2 separate regions of the Mus musculus genome follow, and region 1 is linked to region 2. A link is a loop called in an ENCODE intact Hi-C map of the cell type or tissue named here. Cell type or tissue: gastrocnemius. All regions are shown on one strand.

Region 1 (8,000 bases), 160 kb after region 2:
TAAGAGATACCCAGGTGGACTGATTTTGAAGTTATGAAGGGGTCATGGAGAGCAGCTGAGGTTAGGCACTGTGAGAGGCTAGGAGAGGCCATCGTTGAAGGTACAGCCTTAGTGACATTTGAAGACCCAGGACTGAAAGGACCATGCAAAAGAGTTGAGGCTTGGTATTGTGAAGAGAACCTATTGATGAAGCCTAGTTGCAACGGAAGACACTTGTGTATTGGAGATACCAGTACCATCACCATGATCACCAAGAACAGCAGCAGCTGTGGAGTGAAGTCAGCCATAGCCTACCTAGCATGCTACAAAGATCATGTATGAATCCCAGACATTGGAACAAGAAGCTGTGAAGTTGAAGTTACATTGGAGACCCCAAGATGTTCGAGATGCCAAAGCCATAGGATATCTGCTGAGAAAAACTGTTAACAGGAGTGGGACCAGCCCAGGAGAAAGTGTGTTGTAGTTAACAAAGCTGAAAGGAATTGGACATGCAGATGGAGATGCAGAGTTGAGAGTTTGCCCAGCAGGTTTTTGGTCTTGTTTTGATCCAGTATTTCCAAACTCTTGATATTTTTGAAATGGTAATGTATATCCATTCTTTTGAAATATGCTGTCTGCTTTTTGATTTTATAGGGAACTGCAGTAAAGAGATTGCATGAATCTCAGAAGAGATTTTGAACTTTGAACTTTTAAACATTGTTGTCACTTCAATAGACAGACTTGTGAAGTTGGACTAAATGCATTTTGCATTGTGTTATGGCTATAAGCCTATACGGGCCAGGGAGTGGAATTTAGTGGTTTGAATAGGTTTGGCCCCATAGATTCATGTTTTATTGAGTGGCACTATTGGGTGGTATGGCCTTGTTGGAGGAAGTGTGTCATGGTGTAGGTTGATTTGAGGCTTCCTGTGTATGCTCAAGTCTTCACCCAGTGCAGTAAGTAACTGAGACAGTTACTTACATAGGGATTCAAGATCCCCGAAGTCATCACTGGACTTAGTGTTTGCTTATTTATACAGGGTTAGACATATCCCAGGCTGGTCTTGAACTTTTCAAGCTATCTGTAGTTGAGGATGACCCTGAACTTCTGATCTTCCTATTTCCACCTCCCCAGTAGTGGGATTACAGGTGTGTACCTGTTTTTCTTTTGTTTATTTTTGTCTTGTGTTGGGGATGGAACCAAGGACCTTGTGTATGCTAGGCAAGCATTCAACCAACTGAGCTACATCCCTTGTCTTGTTGGTTTGAAGATTATCTTTCTGATTTTCAGTGATTCTGTTTACAGTTACTATACTCACAGGGTTTTGAGTTTGTTAGATACATAGATTAATATTTTTCACAATTTAGGGGAAAGGTATCAGTTCTTAATTCTTTTTAGGACAATTTTAAAATGTTTTTCTTTTATACCAAAATTCTGTTCCCATAAACATATTTAATCCTTCTCCTACCCCCAGATACTTCTATTTATTTGTCTATGAGCTTAACTCTATCTCAGATAACCAGAATTAAACAGTAGATGTCTGTTTTTTGTTTTTGTTGTTGTTTTTTGAGACAGGGTTTCTCTCTATAGCCCTGGCTGTCCTGGAACTCACTCTGTAGACCAGGCTGGCCTCGAACTCAGAAATCCACCTGCCTCTGCCTCCCAAGTGCTGGGATTACAGGCATGCGCCACCACACCCGGCTAGATGTCTGTTTTATTTGGATTGTTTTGCTTATGGTAATGTTTTCAAGGCTCCATGTTGTAGCATGGGCATGTTTCCCAGAGTTTGTTATTTTTAGACATTTCAAACAGGTTTCCTTTGTTCTTAGCTAAGTTACTGAGACTTTAATCCCCATTTTCACTTTCTGTTTTTTTACTAAACTTTTATGGTCTCTTATTTATATAGTTTTACATATTCTTGAATGTTAACCAGTAAAATGTCTAAAATTGGAACAATGAAGCCAAACACTTCTTTGTCCTTTAAGAAAGTTGATGTTGGGGCTGGAGACATGACTCAGCAGTTAAGAGAACTGGCAGCTCTTCTAGAGGACTCTGGTGGCTAAGAGATCCAACATCCTTTCTTGATCTCTTGTAACACCAGCCACACACATGCATTCAGACATGCATTCAGGCAAAATACCCATATACATAAACTTTTTAAAAAATTAATTGAAGGTATGCTATATTGTTCACAGTTTTTAATATGTAAGTTATAATGATTTTATAGTTTATTGTTTGGAATCATTTGCTTAAGAAGTAAAATCTTCCAGTTTTCACTTGATTGTAATTTTGTGGAATCTGAAGTTTTAATTTTAATTACATTCATTTTGTGTACTCATGTGTAGGTAGGGGACAACTTACAGGAGTCTATTCTGTTTTTTTGTGAGTACTGGGAATCAAATTCAGGTTGTCAGGCTCGTTGGCCTATACCTTTATCTGCTGAGCTTGTCACCTGATCAATTATCAACTTTAAAAAAAAAATTAAGTCTGTATATTTTGGTTGATTTATTCTCCCCTTTTTGCTTAGTGGTTCTCAGTGGAGGCTTTGTTACTTCCCTCCAGCGAATGTGAACAGTCATATCACCCAGAAGTCATGTGTCTTAATTACCTGTGGTCTAAGCTAAGAAGTTTAAATCTGTTTAAAGGCCAGGGTCCCAGATATAAAGCTTAAGTTGGTCTGGTACTTCTGAGTGGCCTCTGCTGGCCTGGAACTTCCCCTTGGGCTACCCTGCTTAGTGGTTCTTAGCTGTTATTTAGGAGGCAGTTACCCCGATACAGAAATGACTTCTTGAGTCCTGGCTTAGGGTATGCAGTGAGCAAGTATCATGAATTATTGTTCTTTTGTTTTAGTTACATCTACTTAGAAAGTACTTGTCATTTGAGTTATTTGTTGTTTTTTTCACAAATTAAGGATTTTATACCAAAAGTTTGGTTAACATGTGAGATTTATCTGGTATAAAATCTTATACGTCTTCTATTTGGTCTATTTCCTGAACAGAGACTCTACAGGAGCAGGTAATTCACTGGTCCACAAGCGGTCTCCTTTACGTCGAAACCAAAAGACCTCAGCATCCTTGAACAAGCTGTCTTTACAGGATGGACATAAAGCCAAAAAACCAGCATGTAAATTTGAAGAGGGTCAAGATGTCTTAGCTAGATGGTCAGATGGCTTGTTTTATCTTGGAACTATCAAAAAGGCAAGTTACCTTAATAAATTTCTGCTATACTTGCATTACTCATTTTAATAATTTTAAAATTTAACCTCATGCTTAGCAGTTTTAAGGGGTTACTGATTTCTTGTGTATTGCAGATAAACATATTGAAACAGAGCTGCTTCATCATATTTGAGGACAGTTCCAAATCCTGGGTTCTCTGGAAGGACATCCAAACAGGCAGGTGCTATGTTACTCTTGAACATGATTGATATCGAAACTTAGTTTTCTTCAACATGACTTTTTCTGATGCCAGTGATACTGAATATACTGTTCTTCAGTGGCTGGGTAGCATGTATAAGACGTTTAAAAATTTATTTTATAAACAAAACTCTATAGTTTAATTGAATCATTTAATACTATTTTCTGTTATTCTTCTACATGCTGAATCAGTTTTAGCCTTTCTACTTTGGAGATTTTGGTAGGTTTGACATAGGTCTTTATGTCTTTCTGTTTTTTTTCTAAGGCAGTTTTTCTGTGTGGCCCTGGGTGTCCTGGAACTAATTCTGTAGATCAGGCTGGCCTTGAACTCAGATCTGCCTGCTGCCTCCCAAGTGCTGGGATTAAAGGCATGCACCACCACTTACCTACCTCTTTTTGCCTTTTAAATCCCATCTTTTTCCATTTTTCCATTCTCTTTTTTTCCTCTTCATTCATATACATACATATATATATATGTACATATGTATATGAGAATGGTTGAATATATATATATATATATATATATATATATATATATGATTCATGAAATCAGAATCTGGTGATTCTGGAGGTCAGAAGAGATGTCAGATTCCCTGGAATTTGAGTTTCAGATGGTTGTACGTCACCATGTGGGTGCTGGGCACTGAATCTGGATTCTCTGCAAGAATAAGCTGAGCCATTTTTCCAGTCCCCTTAAGTGGTATGCAGAGATAGAAAGGTGTAAAGGCTTGAAGTCCTGTCAAACAAGCACCTAGTTAGTGGGTGAGGTGAGTGGGTGCTCTGTGCTTGAAAGTGCTGTGAGAAACTATTGTCTAATCCCAGCACTTGGGAGGCAGCAGATATATAGTTCTACAGTGCTTGTTCCAGGACAGCCAGGGCTACATAGAAAACCTGTCTTGAAACACAACAAAACACAAAAAAGAAAGAAAAAAAGAAGAGAAAGAGAAACCTGTTTATAATTATGATTTATAATTATGAATTTTAGGTAATAAGCTATGTTCTAAAAGTTTACATAAATCTGGGAAAAAATAGTCATGCTAATTGTTTAAAGTAATGTACATTATGGGTTGGATAGGTAGCTTTGTTGTTAAGAGAGCACTGGCTGCTTTTCCAGAGATACAAGTTCAATTCCCAGCACCCACATGGTAGCTCACAACTGTCAATAACTCCAGTTCCAGGTGATCTGACACCCTTGCAAAGAAGACACTTGCAGGCAAAACACCAGTGCATATAAAATAAAAATAAATTTTATATTAAAAAGAAATGTGGGCTGGTGAGATGGCTCAGCTGTTAAGATGCTTTTCCAGAGGTCATGAGATCAGCCGTGTGGTGACTCACAACCATCTGAAGGGGGATAAGATGCCCTCTTCAGGCAGGCGGATGTATATGCAGCAGAGCACTCATACATTAAATAAGTACAATTAAAAAAAAGAAATGAATATTATAGCAGGGGCATGTTTATTATGTTAAGACAGAACTTTAGTAAAGTTTTAAATACCTAGTATTTATTTGTTTCTATGAAATGATATATTCCTGCATTGCTGTTGACAGTAAGTTTCTGTTTTGGCTATTTCAGTAATTGCATTAAATGAATAAAAATATTCTAATTTATTTAACTTTTCTAGAAACTTATTAATAAAATATAATTGAAAAGAAACCAGGTGAAAATGTTTATTATACCTTTATATTTTTTAATTAAAATTGAATTAAAAAATAAAATTAATTTAAAAATAGAGAAAAAAAGTGTTTGAGTGTAGGTGACTGAAGAGGCCAGATGTGTCAGATAACCTGAAGATGGAGCACAGGCATTTGTGAGCCTCAGCTAGAAGTGCAGGAAACTGCTCTGTGGTCAATTTTTTTTAAAAAAAGATTTATTTATGTATTATATGTAAGTACACTGTAGCTATCTTCAGACACACCAGAAGAGGGCATCAGATCTCATTAAGGGTGGTTGTGAACCACCATGTGGTTTCTGGGATTTGAACTTTGGACCTTCGGAAGAGCAGTCGAAGTCCTTGATAGATACTTTCAAGATTTATTATTTATTCATGTGTGTGGGGTGGGAGTATTTGTGGAGGTCAAAAGAATATGTAGGATTTCATCCTCTATAACTTTCTATTATTCATTTGAGGCAAGGTGCTCTTACCCACTGAACCATCTCACCAGCCCTCTCTGGTCAATTATAAGAGCAGTATCTGCGTCTAGCCACTGAGCTGTATAGTAGTTTTCTTGATTGGTTTTTGGTAGTTGCTTTTTTTTTTACCACATGGTTTCTCTTTAGCCTTGGATCATCTGGGTCAGGCTGGCCTGGATTAAAAGTGTGTGGCACTGCTTCCCAGCTGGAAACTAAGAGATCTGCCTGCTTCTCAAGTGCCCAGCCATTTTATTTTATTTTTTGAGATAGAGTAATGTACCCTTGACTGGCTTGGAACCTGCTATATTGAATAGGTTGATTTTGAACTAAACAGTAAGTAGGGTTGCCTCTGCTTCCCAAGTGCTAGGATTAAAGCTGCTTGCCACTATGCCCACTTTATTTGAAGTAAATCCTTGATAGATACTTTCAAGATTTATTATTTATTCATGTGTGTGGGATGGGAGTATTTGTGGAGGTCAAAAGAACATGTAGGATTTCATCCTCTATAACTTTCTATTATTCATTTGAGGCAAGGTCTCTTCACTGAGGTCTCTTCACCTGAGGCTAGTATGTCATCTGTGCTAGGAGCCAGCAATTCACAGTGATCTTCCTGTCTGTACATTCCACCCCCCACCTGAGCTGGTTTTTTCAATATTTGAGGGAATGCTAATGATTGCTGAGATCTAAGCTCTTGATGTTCGTGGTTGAGGAGTGGAACAAGTTCTTAATCACTAAACCATCTTTCTTTTCTTTGGTATTATTAAAATGAAAAAGCTAAGACTTCATAGATAGCTTAATTTGTAGTAAGGAAGACAGTAGGCAATTAAGTTAGGCTAGTAATCTTGTAATTTGATAGTAAAAAAGACAGACTTGGATTTTACAGATAAAGATGATTTTCGGGTTTCTTAGGCTTGTTTCTTGAGTACGTACAGTTTATTGGATTAATAACTTCCTCTTCTGCAGAATTACCTTCTTCCTTACCAGTCCACATGGAAATGGTGGGAGTTATATTAGGCATCTACTCCTCATGGAGGCTATACAACCCTTTCTTTTGAAGATTTTTAAACTTATTTATTTTATATATGTGAGTACAGTGTAGCTATACAGATGGATGTGAGCCTTCATGTGGTTGCTGGGAATTGAAGTTTAGGATCTCTGCTCAGTCTGGTTGGCCCCGCTTGCTCCCTCAGACCCAAAGATTTATTTATTATTATACATAAGTTCACTGTAGCTGACTTCAGATGCACCAGAAGAGGGGATCAAATCTCATGTGTGGTTGTGAGCCACCATGTGGTTGCTGGGATTTGAACTCAAGACCTTCAGAAGAGCTCTGACCTGCTGAGTCATCTTGACAGCCCAACCCTTTCTTTTGAAACAACACATTTACCATGATAAGGCTCAACTCATATTGACTAATTGTAGCCATAAACCCAGAAGCTATGGAACAAATCACAGTAAACAAAATTTGGAAGAGACAGAGGACCTAAGTAGACAAATAGTCAATAATACAAAAACAGGCAAAGTAATAAAATAATAATTGGTAACTTCTATGTTACCTATATCTTACAGAATAAAGAAGTAATGAAGAAAATTTGTTTTCTTCCACTAGATGGAATATTATGCAGCTGTTAGAGGTTATAATTTGAAAAACTGGCTATGTGAAAATGCTTTGGTAGAAGTATTTCCTTGTATTGGTGAGAAGAATCAGTGTATGGTGGGAAGAACATGGCTTCTGGCACATCAGGGTTTGACATCTAGTGTTGATACTTTCTAACTGAGACTACTTAGGTCAGTTCCTTCATCTGCTTGACTATCACTTCTTTATGAATAGTATATTAACATAGTCTGTTGGTCACTGCTGTGACCCAGATCTGTATCTTAGTAACTCAGAGTCTGAGGGTGAAACATTCCAACAGGAGTTTAAGGGCAACAAAGTGAGTTCCAGGCCAGCTTGGGATACACAGAGAGACTTCCCCCAAAAAACCCATCAAATAAAGTTAGTTCTAAAAGAGTGAAGTGTAACATGATGTTTGATTTATAGCATAAAAATATAAGCATTTATTGTTTATGTATAGATAGTGTATATCATTTTTGCTATATTGAAATGAGAAAGAGGAAGATGCTAGAATTGATAATTATGTTGAGATGGTAATATATCCAAATTTTGAAGTTTAATAGTAACACTTTTGTGTTACTATAAAAAATTACTTATTTTATTTATATGAGTACACTTTAGCTGTCCTCAGATCCACCAGAAGAGGGCATCGGATCCCATTACAGATGGTTGTGAGCCACCATGTGGTTGCAGGGAATTGCACTAAGGACCTCTGGAAGACCAGCCAGTGTTTGCTGCACCATCTCTCTAGCCCGAAGGTTTTTTGTTTTGTTTTGTTCTTCATTTTGAGATGGTCTTACTATGTCAGGGTCTCACTATGTAGTAGGTCTAGGTGTCTTGAACTTACTGTATAGATCAA
Region 2 (8,000 bases):
ACACTGGAGTGCAGCCTCCTACAGGGACTGTCCAGTGAGGGATTTAAACCATGCAGACCACATATTCTCTGACCAAGAATCAATAAATAGATTGGAAGGAAAACAAATGTCATTGAAGTTCCACAGCTCAAATATAGACCAACGCCCCCCACCTCCTCAAAAAAAGATGAAAATAAAATTTACTGAAAGTCTATGTAGGAAGAAAAGGAGGCTGGGCATTCAGAGTGAGCATTCATTAGAGTGGTCTGAGCTACAAGATGACCTCTGGACCAGCCTGGGCTAGAATGAGACTCCATTTTTAAAGAGGAGGAGAAGGAAGAAGAGGAGGAGGAGGGAGGAACAGGAAGAATCTAAAAGGAAATTTTAAAGTAAACTAGAAAATGAAAATACAAAATATTTAGAATGCAACAACAATTAAAACTTGTAGGATACAGGTGCCACATCTCTCAGAGGGGAATTTATAGCTCTAAATGCAAGGCTGAAAAGAATAAGAAAGCACACGGAGCACTACATAGGCTCAAACTTAAAGCTTAAACTAAGTAAAAACAAAACCTCAGCACTAATGACAGTACAGTCAATTCCTCAAGATAGAGAGGCATGGGAGCAAAGAAGTCAGCAATGAAATATCCAAAGATCCTTCCTCATAATCTTAACAAAAAGGAGCCCTTAGGAAGACTGAAAGCAAAACAAAGCACTAACAGGCAGCCACTGGGCAGTGACTGTGAAAAACACAAATGACTTTATGGCAATATATTTAAATGAGCAATTTTCTAGAAAAGTACAAATAACAACAATAATGCCTGAAGAAGCAGCCAGGCTGAACAAGGTTAACAGATCATTAAAAAAAATGTCCCAGATAGGATGTCACCCTGTAATCCAGGCTGGGCTGGAACTCGGGACCTAGGCTTGCATATGTGGAAATCTTCCTGAGTTGGCCTCCCAAGTGCTAGCATTATAGGGACGACTTACCTGGATACTCGAGAATACTTTATATAATTAAATCAGAACTGAGAGAAAAAAAAGGAACTGCTGAAGAAGGAAGCATGAAGAGGTACTGAGCAGAACGAAGTAGCACAAAGCATGACACATGTGTGCAGACGCTATAACGAAACCCATGCCACCTGTCCACGAAGACTCGTATCTTTGAACACTGGGCCCTCAGTTGGTGGAACTGTTTGGGAAATATTAGGAGGTATGGCCTTGTGGAAGGAGGTGTGTCACTCGGGGTGCATTTTGGCAGCTCAAAAGCCCATGACATTGCCAGTTAGCTCTCTGCTCCTGCTCCTGTTCTTGCACCATGCCTGCCTTCCAATATGATGGTCATGGACTCACCCTCTGAAATGTAAGCTCCAATAAACTCTTCTATAAATTGTCTTGGTCAGCCGGGCAGGGTGGCACACGCCTTTAATCCTAACACTCAGGAGGCAGAGCAGGTAGATTTCTGAGTTCTAGGCCAGCCTGGTCTACAAAGTGAGTTCCAGGACAGCCAGGGCTATACAGAGAAACCCTGTCTCGAAAAACAAAACTTTAAAAAAAAAATTTCGGGCTGGAGAGATGGCTCAGGGGTTAAGAACACTGACTGCTCTTCCGAAGGTCCTGAGTTCAAATCCCAGCAACCACATGGTGGTTCACAACCATCTGTAACAAGATCTGACACCCTCTTCTGGAGTGTCTAAAGACAGCTACAGTGTACTTACTTACATATAATAAATAAATAAATCTTTTTAAAAATTGTCTTGGTCATGTGATAAGCGTGTCTGATCATAGCAATAAAAAAGTAACCAAGAAACTACCATAAAGCTGGGTAGTGGTGACACACACCTTTATTTTTTAATTAGATATCTTCTTTATTCACATTTCAAATGTTATCCCCTTTCCTGGTTTCCCCTCCAAAAACTCACTGTCCTCTCCTCCCTCCCCCTGCTCACAAACCCACCCACTCCCACTTCCTGGCCCTGGCATTCCCCTTCACTGGGGCATAGAGCCTTCACAGGACCAAGGGCAAGGGTCTGTCCTCCCACTGATGACTGACTAGGCCATCCTCTGCAGCTGGAGCCATGAGTCCCACCATGTGTACTCTTCAGTTGGTGGTTTAGTCCCTGGGAGCTCTGGGGATACTGGTTAGTTCATATTGTTCCTCCTATGGGGCTGCAAACTCCTTCAGCTCCTTGGGTACTTTCTCAAGTTCCTTCATTGGGGAGCTTGTGTTCAGTCCAATGGTTGGCTGAGATCATCCACCTCTGTATTTGTCAGGCACTGGTAGAGCCTCTCAGGAGACAGCTTTTTTTTTTCCATTTTTTTCATTTTATTTATTTTATATATGTGAGTACACTGTTGCTGTCTTCAGACACACCAAGGGCATCAGATCCCATTACAGATGGTTGTGAGCCACCATGTGTCATTGCTGGGAATTGAACTCAGGTCCTCTGGTAGAGCAGTCACTGCTCTTAACCACTGAGCCATCTCTCCAGCCTGGAATACATACACCTTTAATCTCAGCACTCGGGATGCAGAGGCAGGTAGATCTCTGTGAGTTCAAGGCCAGCCTGTTCTACAGAGTGAGTTCCAGTACAGACAGCTAGAGCTACACAGTGAAACTGTCTTGAAAAACCAAATAAAGGAAGGAAGGAAGGAAGGAAGGAAGGAAGGAAGGAAGGAAGGAAGGTGGGTGGTGTTGGGATACCCTAAGAAGTTAAAAAGCCGAAAACTAACTTTCTCTCTCTCTCTCTCTCTCTCTCTCTCTCTCTCTCTCTCTCTCTCACACACACACACACACACACACACACATCTACCTTAACCAATAGTGAGGTGTTTTCATAATATGTATGAGGATTCATTCCAACACTACATAACCAACAAAAACTAAATCAGTATCCAAACATCTTTTGCTCCAAAGAAAGTAGGTCTAGGCGATTCTCTATATGCTGCATGGAGTTTTGTTTGCAGGCATGGAAAACGGAGCCTAGGCCCAGTCAGCTTCCAGAGCCTGTGCAGAATCAGTCCAGCTAGGCTGACAAGCTGAGCTGGAGCTAGCAGAACAGGTTTAAGGCTGACTAACCCAGGGCTTTTGTGCAATGGCTGACAGATCATCAAACACAGAGGAAGGCACCTGCCAAACTGACAAGCTGAGGGAGTCTTCCCTAAGTGTAGCATATTCTGTCAGAAGAGCTGGGGCCTCCTTCAACTGACCTGACTTCAGCTTCTGAATCCCACCACCACTTCACTGTTTAAACTAGAGATTTGGAAACAGCCTCTCTGCAACACTTTGCTTTCCACTCGAGCGATCATTGCACACCGAGCTGGTACTCTCCCTCTCTTCTTTCCTCCTATCCCCCAGTCCAGCATCATTTGCAGCCTGGCTATACTGATAGGTGATTTAGAGGCACAGACTGTCTTGGGCATCTCTGAAGTTCCCCTGCCCTTGTACCATACAGAACAGTACACAGTATTGAAAGTTTCTTTTTATTTTCTTAGTAAAGTCTCTTATTAGTAAATCAGTAAGCAGCGACTAGTCTGGTATTCAGCTGTGAGAATCAGATTTCTTGTTGTGAGCAAAGGCCTCAAGCTAATCTTGCGTCACAGGGGTGGTCACAAAGAATAGCTCTGGCTTTCTATCCCAAATTAAAGGCAAATTTCCCAAACATTTGTGTGAAAAGAGCAGTTGGCTTCATAAAGCTATAGCCACCCTAAGTAATGTCTATAAAAATGTTCAGCTGTATATCAAAATAGTCAATAATGATACTAAGTAACTTTTAAATAATTAAAAGCCCAAGATTTACTACTATTGTAATAAACAGCATTTAGCTTTGATTGCACATACCTCATTGTACCAGAAGAGGGCACTGTTTACCCTTATTTTTACAAAACACACTCCTATTGAAGGAATCCTGCCCTAAACTACAAACTGGACCACAAGAGGGCAATAACCACAAACATATGTGTAAACTTTGGCTTCTAAATATTTTCAAAAATCCATGCTCTAAAAGTGTACTTAAGATATCATTTTCAGACAGCTGGTTTTCCTTAACAAGACTTAAAAAACCAAGCACAGAGATACATACACACAGACACTGACACAGACAAACTGACAGACACACAGACATAAGACACAGGCACATGCATACACACAGACACACCTACACACACTCACATACAAGGCACTCAGACACACACACACATACGTATACACACATATAGACACACACAAAACCATACAGGCCTGCCCCCACACACATGTACACACAGACACATATGCATTCAGACAAGCACACACATATATACACAGACACTCCACCTTCCACAGATACACACAAAGACATCCACACAGACACACAGACACCCACACACATATACACACAGAGAGATAAAGCTAGCCACAAGGCACACACACAGACACCCACCAACAGACACACGCAGACACATAAAGATGTACAGAGACAGGCACACACAAAGACATACACTGACAGAGACACACACATACAGAGACACACACTGACAGACAGACACAGGCAGAGTTGGGTTTTTCACAATTCCTGGAAACTTTTGAGTCTTCAGTCATCATTTTCTCCCTCTTCTCTCTCAGGCATTACCAGTCTTCACCATGTTCTGCGCTCTGTCTTAAGCTTTTCCAGTGTTTCCTCTATTGACTTCTTCCTCACACATTAAAGAAGCCCAAGCAAGGCACAGCTAAATGGAATACTGTCATGCATTACTGTCTAACCAAGAACATAGCTCCTAATGGCTTCAATTTAGTAGGTCTTAAGTTGATTGTTTTAAGTAACAAACCATTATCCTTGGAAACTGAATCTCAAAGGAGACTGTGATTAAATTAGGGTTCCTGAAATCTTTTAGTGCTTCAGGTTAAAGGGTTCCTTTTGTTGTTGTTGTTGGTGGTGGTGGTGGTTTTTCGAGACAGTGTTTCTCTCTGTATAGCCCTGGCTGTCCTGGAACTCACTCTGTAGACCAGGCTGGCCTTGAACTCAGAAATCTGCCTGCCTCTGCCTCCCAAGGGTTATGCTTCTTTAACACTCACACCAGCCCTCTAAAATGTGGCGGAGGCACTCCTCAGAGAAGTGCAGACTCCCCCCACAGAGGAGTCAGTCAGAGGACTCCGATGGAACTTTGTGGTCCTCAGATGTGCACAGAAGAGAAGCACCTCTCCTACTCCAGTTAATGAAACAGGCCATGTCTGGGAGATCCCACCTACAGAGTCCAATTATGTAAGATTTCTACATAGTTGGGCATCAAACAGGATTGGCTGCAATTACTTAGTAATTAGGAAATCATGGCTATAGCAAGCAATCATATCGCAGTAGAAGGGGAAGTATATGGAAATGGCATTAGTCACCATTCTGCAGAAGCTCAGGAGCTTGCACAGCTACTGAGAAGGTGGCTGACCTCAAACCTGAGGAACTTTTACTTCAGCACCCACACCACAACAGATGTAACCCCTCACACAGAATAGAGAGTGTAAAAGACAGCAGATAGTCAGAGAAGAAACCAGCATGGCCATGACAGTGATGACCACTCACCTCTAACTCCTAACAAAGCGGAAACGATGCTCTAGGGCGCTTCTCCAGCTGTCTCTCAGGAACAGCTTACAATACTACAGTGACAGTATGAGGCTGTTTGCCTCAGACCAAACAAGATCGAGTCAAGGACATTTGAACCTACTCTATACCCAGCTGACATGTCCGAGGACCATCACAGTTAGTGCCCAAGCGTATTGGCTAAAGTCAGCATCATAAAAGCTAAGGGGCAAGTAGGGCAAAAACATTTTTCTTGCCTGTAAACTAGAACTAAATCAAAGCCCTGTTATGAAAAGGTGACCGCAGCCTAGGACTTTGTCTCTAGCCTGGTGTTCTTGACAGTGAACCAACGTGACATGGTAATCAGGAAGATCCTGACTCTCAGTAACTGTATTAATGTACAACACTTCAATATATGTACTGCGGTGAAAGTAGTAAGATCTCAGGGTTGAGCATGAGAGGTAGTTCAGCAAGAAAGGATGCTTGCTGCACCCAAAGTGCTTTCAGGCTACCTGAGTGTCGTTCTCCAAATCCACATCAGGCAGCTAAGGACTACCTGTAACTCCAGCTCTAGGAAACCTGATGCGCTATTCTGGTCTCAGCAGGAGCGCCACTCACACGCGTGTGCACACACGCACGCGCACACACTTTAAATGTTTTGCATAGAGATGGGTGTAGTTTGGAGGTAAGCACCTGCTTGAACGCTTGAGGTCCTTGGTTTGAACTAGCGTCCCATAAAAACAAACAAACAAATTCAAAAATAAATATATGGTCCTGAAATAAGTGTTTTGATATATGTTGAAAGATAGTAGTAGAAAATAAGGAGTTGACTTAATTAAGAAACTCAAGGATTTAAAATAAGTGTTCTACAACACTCACAGCCAGTAAATATGGCTATTACTCTTGCACTGATAAGGTAATTTTTATAAAATATACTGAATTACTCAGAGAGAAAATAAGTGATAAATATATACCCTTTAGATAAAGTTTAGTGTTTGATATGACTCTTTATTAAAAAAATATATATTCTAGAAAATCTATAATAACATACTTATGCCCTAAACATTTTTAAAATCTGATATATAATAAACCAAATTTCAAATATATTTGAAAATAAAAACCATTTCATAGTGAGATTGCTTCCACACTGATTTACCTGTACTACATATTTAGATTTCTGAGTACTGAATTTACTAAAAAGCTAGGACGTTCAGCACAACTGTAATATCAAATTGCCTTTACTGTTGAAGACATTTAATAATTAGGCCATTTATCATAACTATAGTCTGTTATAGGACATTTTTTAAAAAAACTAAAATATTTAAAATACTTACTATGATTTTCTTACAGTCCTTCCCTCTGCATAGCTCTGTATAGGTTGAATACTGCACATATATGATCCAGCTTCCGACAAAAACCACCAGCCAGGAAAAGAAAAGATACTTCACCCGCATGTAGGACAACCGAGCCTGCAAGCAAAGGTCACATGACAGTCAGTCAGCAGCAAGCTGGCACTCACCGCACTGGAACGGGCGTTCTCCTTGCTTGGAGAAGCACAATGTATAATCCAAGCTTTTATATGGCAGCTCTAGAACAAAGTGCATTGTCAAGAAGCCCAGACAACATGGGTCTTAGGAAAGTAAGGGAAACAAATACCCTTTCAGGATGTACGTTCGGCATCTCCAATGCCATTCAGGCCACTTACTCAATAAAGCACAACACCACTTCTAGACCAGGCGAGCAGACAAAACACTGTTTCAAGTGAGAATTTTAAAGGTCTTTATGAATAATCATAGTAATACTTAATATTTTAGCCAGGCAGTGCTGGCACACTCCTTTAACCCCAGCACTTGGGAGGCAGAGACAGGTGGATCTCTGTGAGTTCAAGGCCAGCCTGGTCTACAGAGCAAGTTCTTTTTTTTTTTTTTTCCCGAGACAGGGTTTCTCTGTGTAGCCCTGCCTGTCCTGGAACTCACTCTGTAGACCAGGCCTGCCTCAAACTCAGAAATTCGCCTGTCTCTGCCTCCCAAGTGTTGGGATTAAAGGCATGTGCCACCATGCCCGGCTCAGAGCAAGTTCTTAACACTAACCCTGAGTCCCAAATAGCCAGTACTACATAGGAAAACCCTGCCTGATCTGGTGTGTGTGTGTGTGTATGTGTGTGTGTGTGTACACAAGTCTGTAAAAATAAGATTTATCCAGGTATGTTGGTAGAAACCTGTATTCCAGCACTTGGGAGGTAGAGGTAGGAGAATCAGAGGTTCAAGGTCATTGTTAGTTATACTGAGTTGCCAGACAAGGCTATATAAGATCCTGTCTCAAAGAAGAAAAGCAAAGCAAAACAACAACAAAAAGAAAAACAAAAAGAAAGAAAAGCAAAAATTATTCCTTGCACGCCAATGGGCAAAGCTACACAACAGGCTCCCCTTTGCAATGTTTTGTGTGCGCTGCTCTGATATCTGATCTCAGCTG

What was found. Hi-C counts contacts between places; a loop is a spot of excess contacts. Peaks named below come from ENCODE experiments on the same cell type or tissue, not always from the same donor. Only the 100,000 strongest peaks of a DNase experiment are listed, where the experiment ranks them.
Region 1: it touches region 2 in a loop (4-fold over the local background); 6 of 42 quality-filtered maps call a loop at or near these places.

What each region holds. Positions count from the first base shown.
Region 1 is chr5:108,077,848-108,085,847 of GRCm38, forward strand. Mtf2 (metal response element binding transcription factor 2) reads left to right here. Exons shown (of 15, transcript NM_013827.3): 2 at 2,978-3,176; 3 at 3,290-3,371. Among named protein-coding and RNA genes, the nearest start is that of Mtf2, 16 kb to the left of the region's middle. In gastrocnemius, CTCF peaks have their summits at 4,768 (motif pointing left) and 7,744 (motif pointing right); DNase peaks (open chromatin) are centred at 4,709 and 7,811; H3K27ac peaks cover 1,707 bases.
Region 2 is chr5:107,917,723-107,925,722 of GRCm38, forward strand. It overlaps Dipk1a (divergent protein kinase domain 1A), which reads right to left. Exons shown (of 5, transcript NM_026062.4): 2 at 6,863-6,997. Among named protein-coding and RNA genes, the nearest start is that of Gm26387, 14 kb to the left of the region's middle. In gastrocnemius, a CTCF peak has its summit at 3,846 (motif pointing right); DNase peaks (open chromatin) are centred at 3,883 and 7,056; H3K4me3 peaks cover 587 bases; H3K27ac peaks cover 1,947 bases.